2 separate regions of the Homo sapiens genome follow, and region 2 is linked to region 1. Evidence: read pairs that join two places in POLR2A ChIA-PET (ENCODE). Cell type or tissue: Caco-2. All regions are shown on one strand. Each heading gives the region's core, and the rest is flanking DNA. Links, peaks and the distances in the headings are about the cores only. Region 1 overlaps CUX1 (cut like homeobox 1). Region 2 overlaps CUX1 (cut like homeobox 1).

Region 1 (10,791 bases), core at 908-8,907:
CCAAATGGAAGCCCGACAACTTGCTCTAGAGCTCTGGGACCAGGAACCCAGCCTTCCATATATAAGGCCCACATCACCTGTGTCCCAAGAGGAACCTACTGTATCTCACGGCCATATCTCTCCTGTATCTCACGGCCATATCTCTCCTGTCCCTTCCCCCATGTGTTCCCTGTGACTTAGCAGTTGCAAGAAAATAAAATCCCTGCCAGGCACAGTGGCTCACATCTGTAATCCCAGCACTTTGGGAGGTCAAAGCAGGTGGATCACCTGAGGTCAGGAGATCGAGACCAGCCTGGCCAACATGGTGAAACTGCATCTCTACTAAAAATAGAGAAATTAGCTGGGTGTGGTGGTGCACACCTGCAATCTCATTTGCTGGGGAGGCTGAGACAGGAGAATCACTTGAACCTGGGAGACGGAGGTTGCAGTGAGACTAGATTGCACCACTGGACTGTAGCCTGAGTGACAGGGCAAGACTCTGTCGCCAAAAAAAAAAAAAAAAAAAAATCCCTAAGACTGTACCAATATGGGCTCTTTCAGGGGCTTTGGAAATGTCTCGTTTCCTTTCCTTATCAGCCTGCTATGATTCCACTTTCTGTTTTTCCGTCGGGAGAAGCTAAAGAGGTGAGATTCAATAAATCCGCAAGAATAATATAATTTCTGGTTTTCTAAACATCACTGAATCTTCACACAAAGGGCTGGCAAAGAGTGTCACTCACGTGGAGCCCAGTCCCCTCTATGGCTGCTGTTCCCGCTAACAGGTAGCCAGGGCGGATGTCCCAGGTGACTTGCCACCCACGTGCCGTCTGCCAGATGGCTCCGTCCTTCTCTGGAAGGATCCGTTAGAAACCACTTCCTTCTACTGAGCCTAGGCTTGCTCCTCGTGGCTTCTGCTAGATGCTCTGTGTTTCAAGCCTGTGATCAAGTGGCCTCCCTGTGCCCCCGCCAGCCTCTCAGCAAAGCACCACACTTATGGCACACACTCATGGCAGTGGCAGCCCCAGACCAGCTCAGGGGGACAAGGCGACTTCCTAGAGGGGATGCATGGGCTCCTGAAGGCCGTAGCGCCAACAACCTGCCTGTTGCAACCACACACGGGGCACTTCTGCTGGCAATCCACCACAGCTCTGTGTATTCTGAGCATAGCTTCCTTTTCCAGGAGGGCTTTCACCAAGGACCCAATGGAAAATCACATCACAGAGCGCAAAATCTGCATGACGCTGGGTCGGAGCAGCCGGGAAGGCACCATCTGGGCAGCACCTTTTGCCCGGAGCATTTCTTTAATGTGAATAAAAAGACCAATTAGCCACGAAGGGTGGCTCAGGATAGAAAATGAATAGAAAAGCTTACCTCTCCTTGGAAACTCTTCAGCAGCGGCGCTACCTGCTTGCGCAAATCCTGGAGCAGGAGGCGGAGGTCAGGAAGCAGCCATTTGAGAAGGAGAAAGAAGGGAAACATTGGTTAAGGCCTCCTAAAAACAGCGTGGCAGTCAGTGCTAATTATCACTATCTAAAGCAAGCCTGGGACCTCACCCATTCCTGCACTCCTAAAACATCAATAACGCCAACTGGCGCTTCAGGATTTAAACTTATTTAAGAATACAACGAGGTGGTTCTTTGTTGTTCTTGTTGTTGAAGACAGAGTCTCATTCTGTTGACCAGGCTGGAGCACAGTGGCACAACCCTGGCTCACTGCAACCTCTGCCTCCTGGGCTAGAGTCATCCTCCCACCTCAGCCTACCAAGTAGCTGAGACTACAGGCGTACGCCACCATGCCTGGTTAATTTTTGTATTTTTTTGTAGAGACAGGGTTTCATCATGTCGTCCAGGCGAGGGTCAAACTCCTGGGCTTAAGAGATGTGCCCACCCTAGCATCCCAAAGTGCTGGGATTACAGGTGTGAGCCACCGCACCTGGCCTACAACGATGTTTTATTTCTACTAACTCCTGGTCACATATACCTCATTTTGAATGTGCTACAGACTAAAGCTTTTGCTGATGTCAGTCTAAGTGAGATAATCTGCTTAGAATAAAATAGACTAGAATGGGGGGTTTGCCTGGCTGTTTCTATCTGAAATGGACCTGGGCCACTGCACTGTATTTTAGCTGCCTCTTCTTTTTTTTTGAGATGGAGTCTCGCTCTGTCGCCTAATCTGGAGTGCAGTGGCAAGATCTCAGCTCACTGCAACCTCTGCCTTCTGGGTTTGAGTGATTCTCTCACCTCAGCCTCCCGAGTAAGTGGGACTACAGGCGCCCGGCTAATGTTTGTATTTGTAGTAGAGATGGGTTTTTGCCATGTTGGCCAAGGTGGTCTGGAACTCCTAATCTCAGGTGATCCGCCCACCTTCATCTCCCAAAGTGCTGGGATTACAGGCATGAGCCACCATGGCCGGCCCTAGCTGCCATTTTAATGCACTGTTAAGTCGGAGATACAGCCTGTTTTGAATCCACATCTGACAGAGTCACAATAAATTTTATCCCATGCCACCAGTGCCCATTTCGAAACACCAGGACATCCCATAGGTGCATGCTTATGATCTTGTTCAGAGCATTTTATTTAAAATGAAGTAACTGAGAAAGTGCTTCAAAAACTTTGAAAAGACTCGACTAAGATAATATCTTATTTACTGAAAGTTTAGGCATTGAAACTATGTTTTTTTTTTTTTTTTTTTTTTTTTTAAAGACGGAGTCTCACTGTTGCCTAGGCTGGAGTGCAGTGGCGAGATCTCGGCTTACTGCAACCTACACCTCCCAGGTTCAAGTGATTCTCCTGCCTCAACCTCCTGAGTAGCTGGGACTACAGGTGCCCACCACCATGCCTGGCTAATTTTTGTATTTTTAGTAGAGACGGGGTTTCACCATGTTGGCTAGGCTGTTCTCAAACTCCTGACCGTAGGTGATCCGCCCACCTCAGCCTCCCAAAGTGCTGGGATTACAGGCATGAGCCACCGGGCTAGGCCTACATTTTAGTTGATGAAGCCTTCTGAGAATCTGAGGAAAGCTACTGACCTTGCCATTAGAAATAAAACTCTGCAAATTATTTTATCAGAGGCTTCCTAAGTAAGACCTATCAAGATCCCAGATGAAAAAGTCTTCTTATTCAACACATACAGCCATATGTGCTTATTTATATTTAAATATAACTTAAAGTTAAATAAATTTGGAAAATTCAGTTTCTTAGTTACCCTAGCCACAGTTCAAGGATTCGGTAGCCACCCGTTGCTGGTGGCTACTGCTTCCAACAATGCAGACACAGAATTTTTCCATCATTGCAGAGGGACCTACAGGACAGGCCTGTACAGCAAGCTTTTGTTTTTTTGAGACAGGGTCTTGCTCTGTCATCCAGGTTAGAGTGTAGTGGTGTGATCATAGCTCACTGCAGCCTCAACTTCCTGGGTTCAAGCGATCCTCCCACCTCAGCCTCCCAAGTAGCTGGGACTACAGGCGCACACCATCATGCCTTGCTAATTTTCTTATTTTTTTGTAGAGATAAGGGTCTTGCTATGTTGCCCAGGCTGGTCTTGAATTCCTGGACTCAAGCGATCTGCCTGTCTTGATCTCCCACAGTGCTAGGATTACAGGTGTGAACCACTGCACCTGGCCACTGTACCACAAGTTTTTTGACAAATATCATCACAGCCCACGTTATTTTGTATTGTGATCCTGTAGAAACATTTGGTCAAGAAGCATTATAATTTCCCTTTTAACTATATACTGTTCCAAAGGATGCATTTCTAAACGTGATACCATTATTTCCTTGGAGAAGTCAATCCTGTTACTTCCTCAACTAGATGATTTTCTATTTTTTTACACCAGGCTCCAGGACAAAAAATAATCAGATTCTTTACCAATCTTTTTTTTTTCCCACCTAAGACGGGGTCTGGCTCTGTCACCCAGGCTGGAGTACAGTGGCATGATCTCGGCTCACTGTAACCTCCACCTCCCGGGTTCAAGGGATCCTCTCACCTCAACTTCCCATGTAGCTGGGACCACAGGCATGCGCCACCACACCCGGCTAGTTTTTGTATTTTTCGTAGAGACAGGATTTCACTATGTTGCCCAGGCTGGTCTTGAACTCCCAGGTTCAAGCGATATGCCTGCCTTGGTCTCCTGAAGTGCTGTGGATTACAGGCGTGAGCCACCATGCCTGGCCACCAATCTCTTTTTATATAAATAAGGCTATCTGTGGTCAGCACCAATAATAGTCCGCCAGAGATAACCACGTCCTCATAGCTGGCGCCTGTGAATGTGTTAGATTGCAATGGTAAAAGGGGCTTTTGCAGATGGGATTATGTCAGGGATCATGAGTCAGGAGATGACCCTGGATTATCCAGGTGGGCCCAGTGTAATCCCAGTGCTCCTAGTAAGAGACAGGCAGGAGGCTCAGAGTCAGAGGAGATCTGAGGACCGACGCAGAGGTCGGAATGCTATAGGAATGCCGGCAGCGCGAGAGGCTGGAAACTGCCAGGAAACTGATTCTCCCCCAGAGCTTCTAATAGGAACACAACTCTGGCTGACACCTTGATTCCAGCCTGGGGAATCCATCCCACTTTGGACTCCTGAACTCGAGCACTGTCACATGATAAATTTCTGTTGTTTTAAGCCACTCGGCGCATGGCAGGTTGCGACAGCAGCAACAGGAAGCTAACACATCACCGCATTTCACCCACTGTGCTTTTCAGAAAGGTAGAGGACAACATATAACACAAAGGGTAACAAGGGAAAAGAGTGTGGAAGGCGTAAAGAATGATGGGGGAAGATTACTATGATCCCAGCAGGGTCCAGGGAAAACGACCATGGGGCCTGGCACACAGTGGGGACTCAAAAGACATGGAAAGGGTGCATGAGGGAATGAATGGAAGAATAGCTATGGCTGGGCACGCTGGCTCACACCTGTAATCCCAGCACTTTGGGAGGCTGAGGCAAGTGGATCACCTGAGGTCAGGAGTTTGAGACCAGCCTGGCCAGCATGACGAAACCCCATCTCTACTCAAAATATAAAAATAAGCTGGGCGTGGTGGTGCATGCCTGTAGTCCAGGTTACTCAGGAGGCTGAGGTGGGAGGATCGCTTAAACCGCGGAGGCAGAGGCTGCAGTGAGCTGAGACTGCACCAATGCCCTCTAGCCTGGGTGACAGAGTGAGACTCTGTCTCAAAGAAAAAACAAAAAAAGGCTTAACAAGGGCTCAGATTCAGAGGGGAAGGAGACAAGTCAGATGAGGTCATGGAATGAGAAAGCTGGTGTGGCTGAGAGATTTCAGACTGTAGCAGAGAAATGGAAGAGGGCAGAGCTGGATGGAGGAGAGCAGGGGGCTGGGGCGCAGGGGCAAGGCCAGGCCCTGAATGGCAGTGTGCCTTAGCAGGCATGCTCCTGGGTTACCCCCAACCCTGCCAACCTGGCACAGGGCCAGCCTCACGCAAACACCAGCTCTGAGAAGTACAGGAGATGATACAATTATTTCTATATTCTGTTACAGCATTCCAGAAAGGCAGAAGGGCTATGCCTTTTATCATGTCCTTAAATAAAGCAAACTCCTCTCACCCTATCCATGTATTTTTTTCCCTTTTGAGCATATTCATGTCTCCTAACAGACCTACAAAAATAACCTTTTTGATATTAAAGCTACGTGTGTTTGTACACACACTCACGCACGCACACATATTTAAAGACAGTTGAAGAGGGAAAAACCACTACATACTCACACGTATCATACACAAACTGATATATATGTACTTCAAGCTGCCAGCCAAAAATCACTCATTCTAATTTCATCTTTGGCAGTTTGAGAAATTCCCGATCCAATTCTGCTGCCTGCAAATATTATTCAGTTTTGTACTAAACTAAGAAGAAAGATACAAAGATGTTCAATTCTGGCCAGGCACGGCGGCTCACGCCTATAGTCCCAGCACATTGGGAGGCTCCCCACCTCAACCCGGGTGGTTGAGGCTGCAAGTGAGCCAAGATCATGCCATTACACTCCAGCCTGGGTAACAGAGAGAGACTCTGTCTCAAAAAAGATGCTCAATTCTGACCCACAGAATTCTCCATCGTCGGTTAGCAAGGACATGATACGATTTACTGTCTTTCTAGAACACAGCACTCTTTGCTGTCTGGACAGCACCAGAAAATGCAGACTCTGCCACTTACTGGTCCTCATGCACACCCGCACAATCCTTCTTTGTGGTCATAAACTGGAAAAAGTGGGGTTCAGGCTGGCCAAAACCACAGTGGAACAAATGATAAGGAGGCAGTGAACACGTTTAAAAACTTTTTTGCGGGGAGGGGGATGGAGTCTCGCTCTGTCACCCAGGCTGGAGTGCAGTGACGTGACCTCGGCTCACTGCAACCTCCACCCCCCAGGTTCAAGCGATTCTCCTGCTTCAGCCTCCCAAGTAGCTGAGACTATAGGTGCGAGCCACCCCGCCCTGCTAATTTTTGTACTTTTAGTAGAGACAAGTTTTCACCATGTTGGCCAGGCTGGTCTCGAACTCCTGACCTCAAGTAATCTGCCCACCTCGGCCTCCCAAAGTGCTGGGATTACAGGCTTGAGCCACTGCACCCGGCCATGTTTTAAAACTTAATTACTTCAAGTTACACGTTACACACTTAATTCAGTTATATACTTAATTCAGGTTTGTCAGTGATGTTTTCACCTTGTTTCCATCCCATCCCATCTATTGGGCAAAAAGCAACAAACATCTTAATGCACAGAAAGTGATGTTCTTGAGATAATTCCAATCATATGCCTTTTGGCAAAAGCCAAAATAGCTCATGTCAACCTCCTCTCCTTTGAGTACACAGCAAATAAATGATGTTTACACAGAGAGGTTTCTATGTGGAAGGATTTCCATTCTTTTCTTTTTCTTTTCTTTTTTTTTTTTTTTGAGACAGTGTCTCGCTCTTCCAGGCTGGAGTGCAGTGGCTCAATCATAGCTCACTGCAGTCGTGACCTCCCGGGCACGAGCAATCCTCCCATCTCAGCACCCCGAGCAGCTGGAACTAGAGGCATGCGCCACCATGTCCGGCAAATTTTTGCATTTTTTGTAGAGACGGGGTTTCGCCATGTTGCCCAGGCTGATTTCAAACTCCTAGGCTCAAGTGATCCACCCACATCAGCCTCCCAGAGTGCTGGGATTACAGGCGTGTGCTACTGTGTCTGGCCGTATTTCCATTATTCTCGAAACTGCTGATTCACAACTCAGTTTTTAGGTCAGAGAACTGAACAGCAAAATGCTATTAAGGAATTTTCTAGGTAATGCCAATTGCTGGAGGAAACCATTCTGATGTAAAAGCAAAATAGAGACAAAATCGTCATGCAGTGTTCAATTGCACCTGTAACGTACGAGCGGGAGTCGTAACACACACACTCCCGAGCCCTCTCTGGAAGGCTCTGCTCCATCTTAGGGCCTCGTGCTCCCAATTCCCATGAGCTCTCTTCCACTCCCCATATCCCAGAGTCGCGTGCCAGGGACCCAGAGCTGGTGACACGCTGAGCTGCTGCATGGAGGTTCACCTCTGTCTGCAGGAGCGAGAGGCTCACTGGAATCAGCACAAACACAATGCACACATAGAAGGAGGCTGTGAATTACAAACACATCTCCAAAGTCATCAAGTCATTTCTGTTTTTAAAATATCTGGGCCGGGTGTGGTGGCTCACACCTGTATTCCCAGCACTTCGAGAGGCTGAAGCGGGCAGATCACCTGAGGTCAGGAGTTGGAGACCAGTCTGACCAACATGGAGAAACCCCATCTCTACTAACAAAAAATACGAAATTAGGTGGGCATGGTGGTGCATGCCTATAATCCCAGCTACTCAGAAGGCTGAGGCAGGAGAATCGCTTCAACCCAGGAAACTCCATCCAAAAAAAAAAAAAAAAAAAAAAGAGAAAAAAAAGTATCTGGTAGCTCACAACTGTAATCCCAGCACTTTGGGAGGCCAAGGCAGGAGGATTGCTTGAGCCCAGGCATTCGGGACCAGCTTGGGCAACGTGGTGAAATCCCGTCTCTAGAAAAAAATACAAAAATTAGTGAGTATGGTGGTGCAGGCTTGTAGTCCTATCTATTTTGGAGGCTGAGGTGGAGGATGGCTTGAGCCTAGGAGTTTGGGATGGCAGTGAGCTATGACTGTGCCACTGTAATCCAGCCTGGGTGACAGAGCAAGACCCTGTCTCCAAATGGGGGAAAAAAAAATCTGATAATCCAGGTTTTTCTGGATGTCTTTTTCATCCTACAGTAACTTGGATACTTTTCTGGGAAATAACCCTGACTGCATTTAAGAGGTACAACATCTCTTGGTGGTACCCCATCCTGTACAGTGACAGTTCAGGGGTGGGACCCTTTCTCCTTCGGAGACAATGTAGTCTTTCCAAGAGCACTAGGGCAGGGTGGGGGTAGTGAGGGGCTGAACTGGGTCACTTCTGAAAGACTTGATTCTGACTCTCACAAGGTTGTTGCCAATGGTGCTAGAGGTGGGGACCCTTAGGGACCTGGCCCTGTGGCTTGGCCTGTTGTCACCTTCTGTTCCAGATCTCCCTCATCTGGGGTAATTCTCCGCTCTTGCCTCTCCCCTCTCCTCTGGTCTTAGCTCACTTTGTAATTTCTTTTTTTTTTTTTTTTCCAAACCGAGTTTTGCTCTTGTCACCCAGGCTGGAGTGCAGTGGCGCGATCTCAGCTCACTGCAACCTCTGCCTCCTGGGTTCAAGCAATTCTCCTGCCTCAGCTTCCCAAGTAGCTGGGATTACAGGCGCCCGCCACCATGCCCAGCTAATTTTTGTATTTTTAGTAGAGACGGGGTTTCACCATGTTGGCCAGGCTGGTCTTGAACTCCTGACCTCAAGGGATCCACCTGCCTTGGCCTCCTAAAGTGTTGGGATTACAGGCGTGAGCCACCACGCCTGACCCCAATGTCTTTTTATAAGGTCCTGGTAGCAGCAATGAGAGAACAGTAATTACTAATGAAAGAAAAAATGTTCTTAGTATTTATTTTCCTGGATGTCACGTTAGATAGCTGTTAAGTTTCCCTTATCAATGTATACAAGAGCTCAGACCAGGTATGGAGTCTTTAAAAACAAGACAATATATATTATATGATATGTGGACTGTAGACCTCAACTTAAAATCCAGTTCAGTGAAAAATGATGTTTCTTTTGTTCCAGGATACTGAAACCGTCACTTCCCATCTCATCTGAAGATGAACCATATAACCATCAACACGGCATCGTTCCTTTGGTTACTTTTATAGATGAACACATATTCCTTCCAGTCCTTGTGATAGAAAAGGGTAATTTTAAATGGCATTGAAACTCAAGTATTAAATAAAAAATATCTTTCTATACAACAGCAGACAGTAAGTATGTCCTGGCAATTTCTCAAAGATTTTAGTTCACAGGTTTGAGAAAAATTCCATTAGCTTTAATTATTTATCAGCAGTCAATTTAGATTACTGTTCTTGACCTATTTTTACAGTGTATAGGCCACCCAGCAATGAAATAAATGAATAGTCTTTTTCTACAATGGCTGATTTTCTGAAATAAAAGAAATCTGGTTTAAAGGAGGAATGAAACCCCAAACATGTAATTACCACAATATATAACCCGCCACGCTGCTTTTGTAGTCGGATAAAATGCACATCTTTGTGAGTTTTTTGGTTATTAAATAAGATTATCTTGAAAGGGATAAACTCACTCCTGCTATAATTTCTTCCCATTTAAATGTCTTTGTGCCATTTAAAACACGTTCCGTGTCCTGGCAGAGTCTCCAATGCTGATGCTGTGGCTTTTGCGTGGTACGTGGTACAACTCCACCACGGGAAGGGCTGGCTTTGGGGGACTGGTGGGATTGGGAACTGAGATGAGGGTGCAGGATTTCAACATAGGGTGCCTGCTGGTAAGCAGCGAGGGGTACCCTGAAGCTGCAGGTGGGGACCCCTGAGTTCCTGATCAAGAGGGGATCTGCAAGACTTGTCTGATGATGAGACCGGGCATGGTGGCTCATACCTGTAATCCCAGCACTTTGGGAGGCCAAGGCAGGTGGATCACATGAGGGCAGGAGTTCAAGACCAGCCTCGCCAACATGGTGAAACCCCAACTCTACTAAAAATAGAAAAATTAGCCAGGCGTGGTGGCATGTGCCTTTAATCCCAGCTACTCCAAAGGCCGAGGCAGAATTGCTTGAACCCGGGAGGCAGAGGCTGCAGTGAGCCGAGATTGTGCCACTGCACTCCAGCCTGGGCAACAGAATGAGACTATGTCTCAAAAAACAAACAAACAAAAAAAGACTTGTCTGATGTTGAAAAGTGGGGTGGGAGGGGGGCGCGGGGGCGGTTATCTAAGTGGCAATGCCTGAATGTGGACCGAGGAGGATAAAGGCTGAGGATGGTGCAAAGGACTAAGAAGAAGGGCAGATTCGAACTGCACAGAGGCCGTGATCTGGCAGCACGTGGCCACGGCTCAGGATTATGGTGGAGCCTGGATGCCAATGCCACTAAGCCAACGATCCTCAAAGCAGGGTCTGGGGACTCCCGGCTCCCCAGATCCTTTCATGGATCCACAAGGTCAAAACTATTCTTGTTACTTGCCTTTTCCTCGCCTTCTCCCGCAAGTGTACAGTGGAGTTTTCCAGATGCCTGCGATGTGTGATGATAGCCTCACTCTGACACCAGCGGCTCGTGTGTTTGTGTGTTCCTGTGCTTTGCAGACTCCTCAGCTTTCATGTCTAACACAGTCAATACTGAGAGATACAGCGCACGCACGCACGCACGCACTCAAGCTCTCCGGAGTCCTCAATTTTAAGAG
Region 2 (10,791 bases), core at 1,497-9,496, 120 kb after region 1:
GGAGATTAGGGCCGAATGAACAGAAGGAAACCTCTTGGCCAGATCTCACGGCGTATGGTGGCTGTGTTTATTTATGGTGTGGTTTTCTCACCACGAGGGTGGATCTTGGTCCCCAGTACCCTGAAGAAGAGAGGATGTTCCGGGTCTAGGAGAGGAAAGAGGTGTCTACAGCATGGTGTGGAGGGAAGGGTACTGAATTTCTGATCCAAGGGACCAGCGTGAACACGGATTCCCACTGCCTGTCGGGTGAACAGAATCTGGAGTCTGTAAGATGGGCGCAACGCCACCTCCTCTGCTGTTTCCCACAACGCATACAGGGATGCAGAGCGGTCTGCTGTGGCTGTCGCTCCAGCTCCCTTGGCCCCACAGATGAGGGCAGAGAGGCAGCAATGAGTCCCAAATTGGGAGAAGAATGAGCATGCTTGGAAAACAGCTTTGTGCACCTAAACTCCTAAAATCATAGTGCTTTTCCTGGGTAGGTCACATTTTCCACCAAAATCAGAGGGCAGGAAAAGACCTGGTTCACTTCCAGTTGCCATAGTTTATACGAGACAATGTCTGGCTACTACAAAACGAGGGAGAGAGGTTCTGAGCCCCCCACCCAGAGACACAGCCTTGGGTAGGTCACCTGGCTCTCACCCTCCCCAGCTGAGTGATCCAGGCAAGTGATTTAATGTAAAATGGGGACACCCTCTGATACATACTTCATAGAGCTGCTATGAGGATTAAGTCACATAAAACGCCCAGTGCAATGAGCGTGGATGTCAGTTTCTCTTCCTCTTGCTATTCAATCTGACTCCACCTCGTATAAAGATTACGTGCCCATGTTCCTTTAATTCTCAAAATGGGGCCAGGCGCAGTGGCTCACGCCTGTAATCCCAGCACTTTGGGAGGGCAAGGCAGGGGGATCACCTGAGGTCAGGACTTTGAGACCAGCCTGGCCAACATGGTGAAACCCCATCTCTACTAAAAATACAAAAATTAGCTGGGTGTGGTGGTGGGCGCCTGCAATCTCAGCTACTTGGGAGGCTGAGGCAGGAGAATCGCTTGAACCCGGGAGGCAGAGGTTGCAGTGAGCCAAGATCACACCACTACACTCCAGCCTGGGCAACAGAGTGAGACTCTGTCTGAAAAAAAAAAAAAAAAAATTCTCAAAATGTTATTATACATTTGATATGTATCAGTATTTCTTGATTCTGAGAGATCATTTGATATTAACTCCCAATCACGGAAATTCAAGTGAAACTTACAAGCTGCGGCCTTTCCATGGAAATGCTATTCTCTTGAATCTGTTCAGCACACCCCCAGAAAATGAACAGAAGTACAGTACTGACTTAGGGTAGACAGTAGGGGTAAAAAGGGACAGAGGCGGAGACAAAATTTCTCAGTATATAAACATACAAATTTTATTTTTTTGGAGACAGGGTCTCACTGTGTTACCCAGGCTGGAGTGCAGTGATGCAATCACAGTTTACTGCAGCCTCGAACTCCTGGGCTCAAGCAATCCTCCCGCCTCAGCCATCTGAGTAGCTGGGATTACGGGCGCGTGCCACCATGTCCAGCTAATGTGTGTGTGTGTGTGTGTGTGTGTGTGTGTGTTTTGTAAAGACACGGTTTTGCCATGTTACTCCTGAGCTCAAGTGACCGCCCCCCACCTCAGCCTCCCAAAGTACTGCCATTACAGGTGCGAGTGACCGGACCTGGCTAAAATTTTGATTTTAGACCAAGTGAACACGTTACCTATTCAGAAAATAAGATTGAATAAAAAATTATAATTTGGTCTATGAGTATAAAAGCTACGCGTACAAAGTTTTCCTACAAGCCTTTTTTATAAATCTCTCAGGACTGAGAGATTTCCATCAAGAATCAAGAATTTGTTTTTTTGTTTTTCACCCCGTCACAAACCCACTCTGCGAAGATGAAAATGCCAGATGTATCCAACAAGCATTGCACTCCATAGAATACTTGCTAGACGCTCATTTAAACGGTGAGATGTGAGAGACGCTGTCTCGGAGACGCATAATGACATGTAAGGCGGAGCAGGTGCCGGGGCAGGCCACGTGGCCGGCTCTGTGGCAGGGAGAGGGGAGGATAATTCTCAGCCCTAACGAGAAGGGCTCTGCTTTATGGATTACTCAAACCACATGACATTACTGATATTTGACCATTTTTGAGCTACAAAAAAATGTCCGTTTTATAAGCAGTATTCTTTACTGCTCTGTTGTGGCTGTTATCTCAAAACAACACATAATTCTGCCTGCCAGGCTCAGCCTTGTAGGCACACGCAGTGCTCCCCACTACAATCTTCGGCTCTGCAAGGAGCCCAAAGGACCCTAATTCCCCCGACCCAGCCAGCCCCCTAGGGTACGGTTCTTGGGGTCTGCTCATCTCCATTTGCCTGGGTTCCCCATAGCTTTCTCCCGGCCATCTTGCCTCCTGTTAAAGTGGGACCTCCCCCGCCACCACCCGCCTTGTGTAGGTCACTTGTTTTCTACCTCCTGTGTTCCCCCATACCAGGATGGGGAGGGGCTACTGAGGTCTGGCCGGCTGCTGACCCTGCCCCTCCTCTTGGCCTCGGGGTCAACCAGGGAGAGAGGCAGCCACAGGTGGTTTGCTGATCTGGTCTTACAGATAAGGAAACCGAGGCTTCGCATGAATGTGACTCACCACTGAAACAAATGCCCGGGAAACAGGCCCCTTGACTTCATGCCTTCTATTATTCTTTTTATACTTAGCATACATCATGAGACATATGGGAACTTGTTAAAATTAAGAAACATCAGCCATTAAAATTAAGAAATATCAGAGGGGTGTGGTGGTGCACAACTGTAGTCCCAGCTACTCGGGAGGCTGAGGCGGAAAGAGCCCACGAGTCCTGCCTGGACAACACAGCAAGACCCCATCTCTTAGAAAATTAAAAGATGCCCATGAAGGTTGATTTGGGCAGTTGATGGCTAAGATATTAATTCCTCTGCCCAGCTCGATGGCACTGCCCCACTGCTCCGTCTGCAGGACAGAAGACGGATGTCAAAGACAACAGACAGGTCCCAACTCCGCACAGCTGCATCCGGCACAGAGAAAGACTTGGGAGATTTGTAGTGGGTTGACCCTCCAACCAATTAATTGGCTCCAGGGACCAACTAATGAAATGAGAGGGATGAATGGGAACTGCACTATCCAAAATGGTAGCCAGTGGCCACATGTGGATTACATTTCATCTAAGTTAAATTTAAAATTTGTTCCCTCCATTCCAGCTGCCATACTTCAAGGGCCCAACAGTTACATGTAGCTAGTGGCAATTATATTTGCTGGGGCGGGTAGAGACCATTTAATCAACACAGAGAGTTCTAGGGACAGTGCTGGCCTCCAATGACCCCCAGGTCCTGAGGATAACGCTATTAACCATTGCAAGGGAGGTACCGCCCCATTTCACAGACTGAGGAAGCTGATGATCAGATGACTGACCGGCTTTGTCGAAATCATAGCAGGAGAGGTAGGGCCTGGATTTGAATCCAGATTCGGCCGACTGTCCAACTGAGGCTCTCTGCAGAACACCATGCCACCATCTCTTCCCCATGCCTCTAGCTGAATGCAATTCCCTGTCTCCATGAAACAGGGGGCGAGGTCATCAGTGAAAAACGAGACGGGGCAGGGAAACCGTTGTGGCTGAGTCTCAAAATAGTCCTGCCACTGCCAAAAGGAATAGCTCTGATCTCATCTGCGCTGGTAAAAATGTTTTCCTCCTAAAGTATTTGTTTCAGAAATAAGCCTTTAATTTGAATGCTTTCAGAGCCAACATTTCTGTCTGCTGAAAATATTTATTTCTATTGTTTGGCAGGAATCAATTTGTTAGGGCACCAGCCATTCTGGCAAGGGCTCCCTTCCCCTTCGCGAGGAGAACACTGGCAGGGAAGCCACCCGCGGGCCTGTGGCTCACTCCCTGTTGGGGTTTCTCAGCCACTAACATCTGCCCGGGCAGACACGGGCTGCTGGGGAACAAAACAAACCACCTAGTGTGTGTGTGCCCGGGACATATACGCTTTGGGGGGTCCCTGGGAACGTACAGCTGGGCCTGGTGGGCCACTGGCTGCTTATAACTTGCAGAATTAAAATAGATTTTGTGGCCAGGCACAGTGGCTCACACCTGTAACCCCCGCACTTTGGGAGGCCGAGGCAGGTGGATCACCTGAGGTCAGGAGTTCGAGACCAGCCTGGCCAACATGGCAAAACCCTGTCTCTATTAAAAATACAAAAAAATAGCCGGGCGTGGTGGTGCAAGTCTGTAATCCCAGTTACTCGGGAGGCTGAGGCAGGAGAATCGCTAGAACCCTAGGGGCGGAGGTTGCAGTGAACCAAGTTCACACCACTGCACTCTAACCTGGGCGACAAAGCAAGACTCCGTCTCAAAAACAAATAAAAACAGATTTTGCTTAATTATTTTGCAAGTAGAAGAAGGCTGGTGACCCAATATTGGGTGATTTTTTGTATAGCCCTGTTTCTTCCAGAGCTGGGCCCGCCCTACCCAGGGGCATTACTGGGCCCTAGGAAGCAGTAGGGGCATTTGGGGTAGACCAGGTTCCATCCTGGATTCAGCAGCTTCTTGTTATGGGAACTTGAGCAAGTCACCAAGACTTCCTGAGCATCGATTTTCCCATTGGTAAAATATACCACCTACCTCACCTCCCAGGGTCGTTGGAAAACTATGTGATATATAAACAGAACAAGACATACTCTTCTAAGTTAAAAAAAAGTTCCAGAGAGATAGTAGTTATCATTGTTAGATTCTTCAGTGATTAAGTATCCTGCAACTTACACACATTAGCTCCTTTTCCCATATGCTCTGGGGTTCGGATGGGAGGTGGTGCCTAAGAGAAGGATCCTGCAAGTTAAAAGCTATCACAGTTATAGGTGAAGTGCTAATAACTTCATTTTGAAACTGTCAGGTTTGGCTTTTTTTTTTCTTCTTCTGAATCACAGCTGTGGCTTGCACTAGACCTCTACCTGTGGCTGTGTTCCCTTCTCACATTTTAATTAGCAAATAAAAACTCCAGAAAGCTCTCAAAATGTTTCTGCCTGGATTTTACAAGGAAAAGTTAAAAGATGCCAACTGGCTCCTGGGAAAAAACCAAACTAGTAAGAGGCATCTATCAACAAGGCAGAGCAAGTTCATCCGGAGAGCTTATGCCAGGCCAAGAAATACCATCTCGGAGCCAGCTTTGATTTTATTTTTGCAGTTAATTTTCAAGATTTTCGGTGCCGCATTCAGCGAGTGAGGTTTACAACATCCTGCCATTGGCTGAGAGCTGCTGCCAGCCAGATGGCCCCGCAGAACGACACTCGTATGGCAGAGAGAGCGGGCGTCGCAAGTGATTCCTTCGCTGCCTCCTGGCACCGGTACCGCTGGCTGCCACCAGGAAACCTGGGTTCTGGGCACCAACAGGTTACACTACATGACAGCTCCTGGTGCCAAGAGCGGAGATGCGATTTTAAAGGGGCCGCGTCAATCCTCAGTGAGTTTCACTTCTAGCTCTGCTGGACATGAGGGACACCGGCAGAGGGAAGAGGCTGCTTCATGGGCTGCCCAGAAGTGCTGCTAGTCTCCCCATTCTGGGCGCTGGAACAGTGACTCCAGCTGTCAGCATCACCCCATCCTGTCCAGGGCGCTTTCTACAAGATAGCTGAGGGGCTCTTTAACTTAGACTCTGTAAAGCTAGCTAAAGAGCTATTGCTAACCACCTAAACTCGCACTAAATGAAGATACACAATTAAGAAGCACAATTACAGCTCCTGCCGCTATGTGATGGGGTTCTGGCATGAATTCCCATCCAGTGCCCTCGGCTGGGGCAGCTCCCCACACTCTCCAAGTTCACACCATGCTCGATGGCCCCCTCTTCATCCTAGGTCTCTGTGCCAGGCCCCTGGAGGTAGGAAATTCATGCCAATTACCAAGCTTTCCTGATCCCCCTGTGACTCCTCCAAGTTCAAGTTCTCATCACCGGTTTTTCTCGAACTCTAGACGTGAGTTCTTATGTACACAGACATCAGGACTTTTTCTCTATCAAACTCAGCAAAATGACACCACCTGTTTTGGCCCAGGAAGGACATCTCTCTATACCTGATGTTCTCTGTATGCTGGGCCTCCTGTGACTTCTTTATTTTTTTATTTTTTTGAGACAGAATCACTCAGACTGGAGTGCAGTGGCACAATCCAATCTTGACTCACTGCAACCTCTGCCTCCTGGGTTCAAGAGATTCTCCTGTCTCAGCCTCCCGAGTAGCTGGGATCACAAGAGTGCACCACCACACCTGGCTAATTTTTTTTGTATTTTTAGTAGAGACCGGGTTTTGCCATGTTGACCAGGCTGGTCTCGAACTCCTGACCTCAAGTGATCCACCTGCTTTGGCCTCCCAAAGTGCTGGGATTACAGGCGTGAGCCACTGCGCCCAGCCTCCTGTGATTTCTTGAGGACCAACTGGCAGGGAGGGGATTGTGATCTGGTTTGAAGGGCAAAAGGCCGCTCAGTAATGTGGGATCTATAAGGACCCACTCCACCCCATCACCATCTTATCACTACCACCCAGGGTCTGGACCCCAGAACACTGCCCATGCAGCAACAGGAAGCAACTTGGACCAGGCAGCCTTGGTGATGCTCTCCAGCCACTTCTCTGCCCACGAGGTTCCATCACAGATAAGAAGCCACAGGCAGCCATGCACAAATAGCCGCCAGTGGACGGGGCTCTGGGATGCTGCACCTATGTGCACCAACGCCTTCCACGCCACTCAGTATGTTATTCTTCCAAGCTAGTGTAACTATAAAGGAAATTAGCCGGGTGCGGTGGCTTATGCTTTGTAATCCCAGCACTGTGGGGGGCCGAAGCAGGCAGATCACCTGTGGTCAGGAGTTCGAGACTGGCCTGGCCAACATGGCAAAACCCTGTCTCTACTAAAAATATAAATATTAGCCAGGTGTGGTGGTGCGTGCCTGTAATCCCAGCTACTCAGGAGGCTGACGCAGGAGAATCACTTGAACCCGGGAGGCGGAGGTTGCAGTGAGCCAAGGTCGCGCCGCTGCACTCCAGCCCAGGCCACAGGGCAAGACTCTGTCTCAAAAAAAAAAAAAAAAAAAAAAAGACACAGAAATGGAAAGAAACAAGAATAGTCTCTGAAGGAATCCTGAAGCAGCTTCAGTGAATAAAGTACATACAGGAAGCCGCCCCAAGAAGAGAAAATAGGATAAACTAAGAGGGAATTACGAGCCTGGCACTGAATGGCATTGGAGACTTCCCCGTCCCGGCGGCTGCCAGTTCTTCTCCTCGTCCCCACTGCTTTAAACACGGGGAGCCCAGAGCCAGTGAGCTGCTGACCTGTCAGATCTGACTTCTGGAATAAAAATGAAAAGGCCGAGTGGCAGCCGTAACATGGAATTTCCTTGTTTTTATTAGTTTAAGGCTCTTAAAGAGTGACTTTTACATTGGGGAAAACTTCTCAAATATGTACTACTTGAGACTTAGATCCAGTTACCTCTCACATGTTTTCAATCATTCTGCTTGCCAATTTTACTAGATATCAAAAGACATTTGCGGTTTAAAGCAGGGGAATGGGTCCCCCCCAACCATTCCCCACTCCAAGTACATCTGCGCTCCCTGCGGTGACTCTTCCCCCTAGATCCCTGACCCCTCGGGGCTGCCAAAAAGGCCCACCGGGGTACCGGGGGTGCTACTGGATCCACGCAGGCAAGCTGGGTGGGGGTAGGAGGGTGGTTTATTTCAAGCACTGGTACTGCAGGGGAAGAATTTTTTGGTTTTGGTTTTTAGACAAAAACTATTGATAAAATCCAGCTTTTTACATGACTTGCCACTCACATCAAGTCCAAGGAACAGAGGTTCCTCTTGAAACACACACACCAATAAGCAAAACCCTAAGACTACCACACTGGAAAAAAAATGGTTATTCAGTCATCCATCCCAAGAGCTGAAACTATAAAGATTTGGGGATGATAATATCAGACTGGTCACGCTATAGTCTGGGGTTCATTTAACATTGAAGCTGGGTGTGAAAACAGTAAACTGTTGCCCATGACCTGCGCTGTGATACTTACATCAGCAGAAATAATTATGAAAGTCTAACCAATTGTGTTGTTAGATATCTTCTAACTAAGCACAGAACCTCTACTTTTTTCTTTTCTTTATTTTATTATTATTATTTTTTTTTTTTAAGAGACAACATCTCGCCCTTCACTCAGGCTGGAGTACAGTGGCACGATCATAGCTCACTGCGGGCTTGAACTCCTGGGCTCAAGCAATCCTTCCACCTCAGCCTTTCAAGTAGCTGACACGACAGGTGCATGCCACCATGCCCAGCTACTTTTTAAAAATTTCTGTAGAAATGAGGCCTCGATATGTTGCCCAGGCTTCACTTGCTGTATTAACCAAACACACCCAGGGGTGGCTGAGCCTTCGAGGATGTCAAGCCACAAGATGTCTAATAGCAAATGACGTAAAACTCTGCGCTGTCATCCAGGGACAGAGATGGGAAGAGAGAGTTTGAAACCTCATTAAAAACAAAATGAAACACACTTCCTGCTTCGCAGATGCGTCCTAAATAGTTTGCTTGATATAAATTCAGAGGAAGGCCTAATAAGAGGGAGTAAATGGGTGCTGGCTGAAAGGAGGCTGCCCTTCAAGACAGTTGTGTGTGCGTGACTTTTCTGCACATCAGATAGGCTCAGGGGGGCCACTGCTGAGCCAGGCTTGTATCTTACTCTTCATAGGGACTGACTGCTTGCCTTATACAAAAAGGATAATACTGACTGCTCGTAAGAACTTACTGGGAGTGCGTCTCTAAATTTCTGGTACAAACGTGCACTTTCCCTATGAATACTCAAAGGCAAACAAATCCTCTAAGATGAAAAACTTCATATTTAGTTTGTTAGGGACAGACAGGCTCCACATTTCAGCACAAACATTTATTTTTAATCAAGCTAATTTTTTATTTTTCCCATTTAAGACCTGTTAATTCCATGACTGAGAATTCATCAAGTTTCAGACTGGAATTAATTTTAGCAACTGCTTTATACCAAAAATATTAGTGACGGTAGCTGTGTAACTGGCTTTGCTTCACAGTCTGTCATGGGAAAGTCTGAGCATTTGTGTTCCTTCCAGAGTCTAGTTGGAGCTGACAAAGGCGAGTTCTAAAGTGAGTTCACCATTTTCCCCTGAGGAGCAGAGCTGTCAGAAGCAATACCAGCAATCTGTTCACTGGTCTACTTTACACAAAGCTGACTGTGGCGTTCCTGTGTATACCTTCATACACCCCTTCATTCACCCATTCACGTTTCTGCAAACGCACACCGATTCGACGCTTACTGTGCATGTCCCCACGGTGCCTGCTGTTGCTCTGTTCCCACACCTGCTTCCTGGCCTACCTGCTGCACCTGGGGCAAGGCTGCCCACGACCTGCAAGAGCTGGAGGTCGGAAGACTGCTGGCTGTGGTCTGCTCTTTTCATTTTAATTTTATGGGTGAGCCAGGCATGGTGGCTCACACCTGTAATCCCAGCACTTTGGGAGGCTGAGGTGGGCGGATTGCTTCAGGAGTTTGAGAACAGCCTGGGCAACATAAGGAGACCCTGTCTCTTCGAAAAAATAATAAATAAATAAATAAATACGCCAAGTGCAGTGGTGCATGCCTATAGTCCCAGCTACTTGGGAGTCTGGGGAGGTTGAGGCCGCAATTAGCCGTGATTGTGCCGCTGCACTCCAGCCTGCATGACAGAGTAAGACCCTGTCTCCAAAAAAAAAAAAAAAAAACAAAAACAAAAAAAAAACTTTACAGGTGATACAAGGAAACGTGGCCCCCAAATCACCAATAATCCGCCCCCTTCCAGTTTACTCCCACTCTCACCTCTACAAGAATTAGGCAAATGTGACAACTTCTCCCTGCCTCGCTGAAAACTCAATCTCTGTGACTTCTTTTGGAGGGCAAGGTTGGACTGGCAGCTGACTACAGGCAGCCATGAATTCCTTCTGAAGGGATTCAGGACTTCAGGTGCTCTCTTAAATCTTTCTTCCCCTAAAATTCTTTTAAGAATGCAGGCTCCTTTTGGGGCTGCAATGCAGAGCTGAGTCTATCTATGGGACAGACACCGGCAAAGCTTACTGACATCCCACCCCTATGGACAGGTGAGAACACCCCCATCACAGCAATTTCAAAGTCTCAAGTTCCTTTATTTCCAATACTGTCCAGACCAAGCTGCCCATCCAAAGCCTTCAAGTCCAGTCTCTTCCCCATGCCAGGGTCCCAGGCCAGACTCACCCAGACCATTGGTTTCCCAATGGCCCTTACCATTGGGATCCAACTGTGGCTACAATGGGGAAGCCTGGTTGATTAGTTCTGCCTTTTTGAGGAGCTACAAAACTCTAGGAAAAGCACTTCCCACATGATTTCCAAAATACCCAGTGTTTGAGGTCAGGAGTTCAAGACCAGCCTGGCCAAAATGGCGAAACCCCGTCTCTACTAAAAATACAAAAATTAGCCAGGCGTGGTGGTGCATGCCTGTAATCCCAGCTACTCAGGAGGCTGAGACGGGAGAACTGCTTGAACCCAGGAGGCAGAGGTTGCAGTGAGCCAAGATCGCACCACTGCACTCCAGCCTGGGCGACACAGCAAGACTCCATCTCAAAAATAAATAAATTAATTAAATAAAATACCCAGCGTTTTAAGGAGTCTAGGAAGCCGACCAGTACTCAGACTTGGAGACAGGCTGGGGAGGTCACCATCCCAGCACTCAGGG

The links. ChIA-PET counts read pairs that join two places held together with the same protein. Peaks named below come from ENCODE experiments on the same cell type or tissue, not always from the same donor. Only the 100,000 strongest peaks of a DNase experiment are listed, where the experiment ranks them.
Region 2: POLR2A ChIA-PET joins it to region 1 with 7 read pairs; 5 of 35 experiments call an interaction of 5 or more read pairs at or near these places.

What each region holds. Positions count from the first base shown.
Region 1 is chr7:102,018,705-102,029,495 of GRCh38, reverse strand. It overlaps CUX1 (cut like homeobox 1), which reads right to left. Exons shown (of 24, transcript NM_181552.4): 3 at 1,351-1,398. Among named protein-coding and RNA genes, the nearest start is that of CUX1, 210 kb to the right of the region's middle. In Caco-2, for the core only: no CTCF peak of the experiment used is centred there; a DNase peak (open chromatin) is centred at 4,525.
Region 2 is chr7:101,894,926-101,905,716 of GRCh38, reverse strand. All of the region lies in intron 1 of CUX1 (cut like homeobox 1), which reads right to left. Among named protein-coding and RNA genes, the nearest start is that of CUX1, 83 kb to the right of the region's middle. RefSeq lists enhancers at 4,877-5,376, 8,904-9,404, 9,405-9,905. In Caco-2, for the core only: no CTCF peak of the experiment used is centred there; no DNase peak of the experiment used is centred there.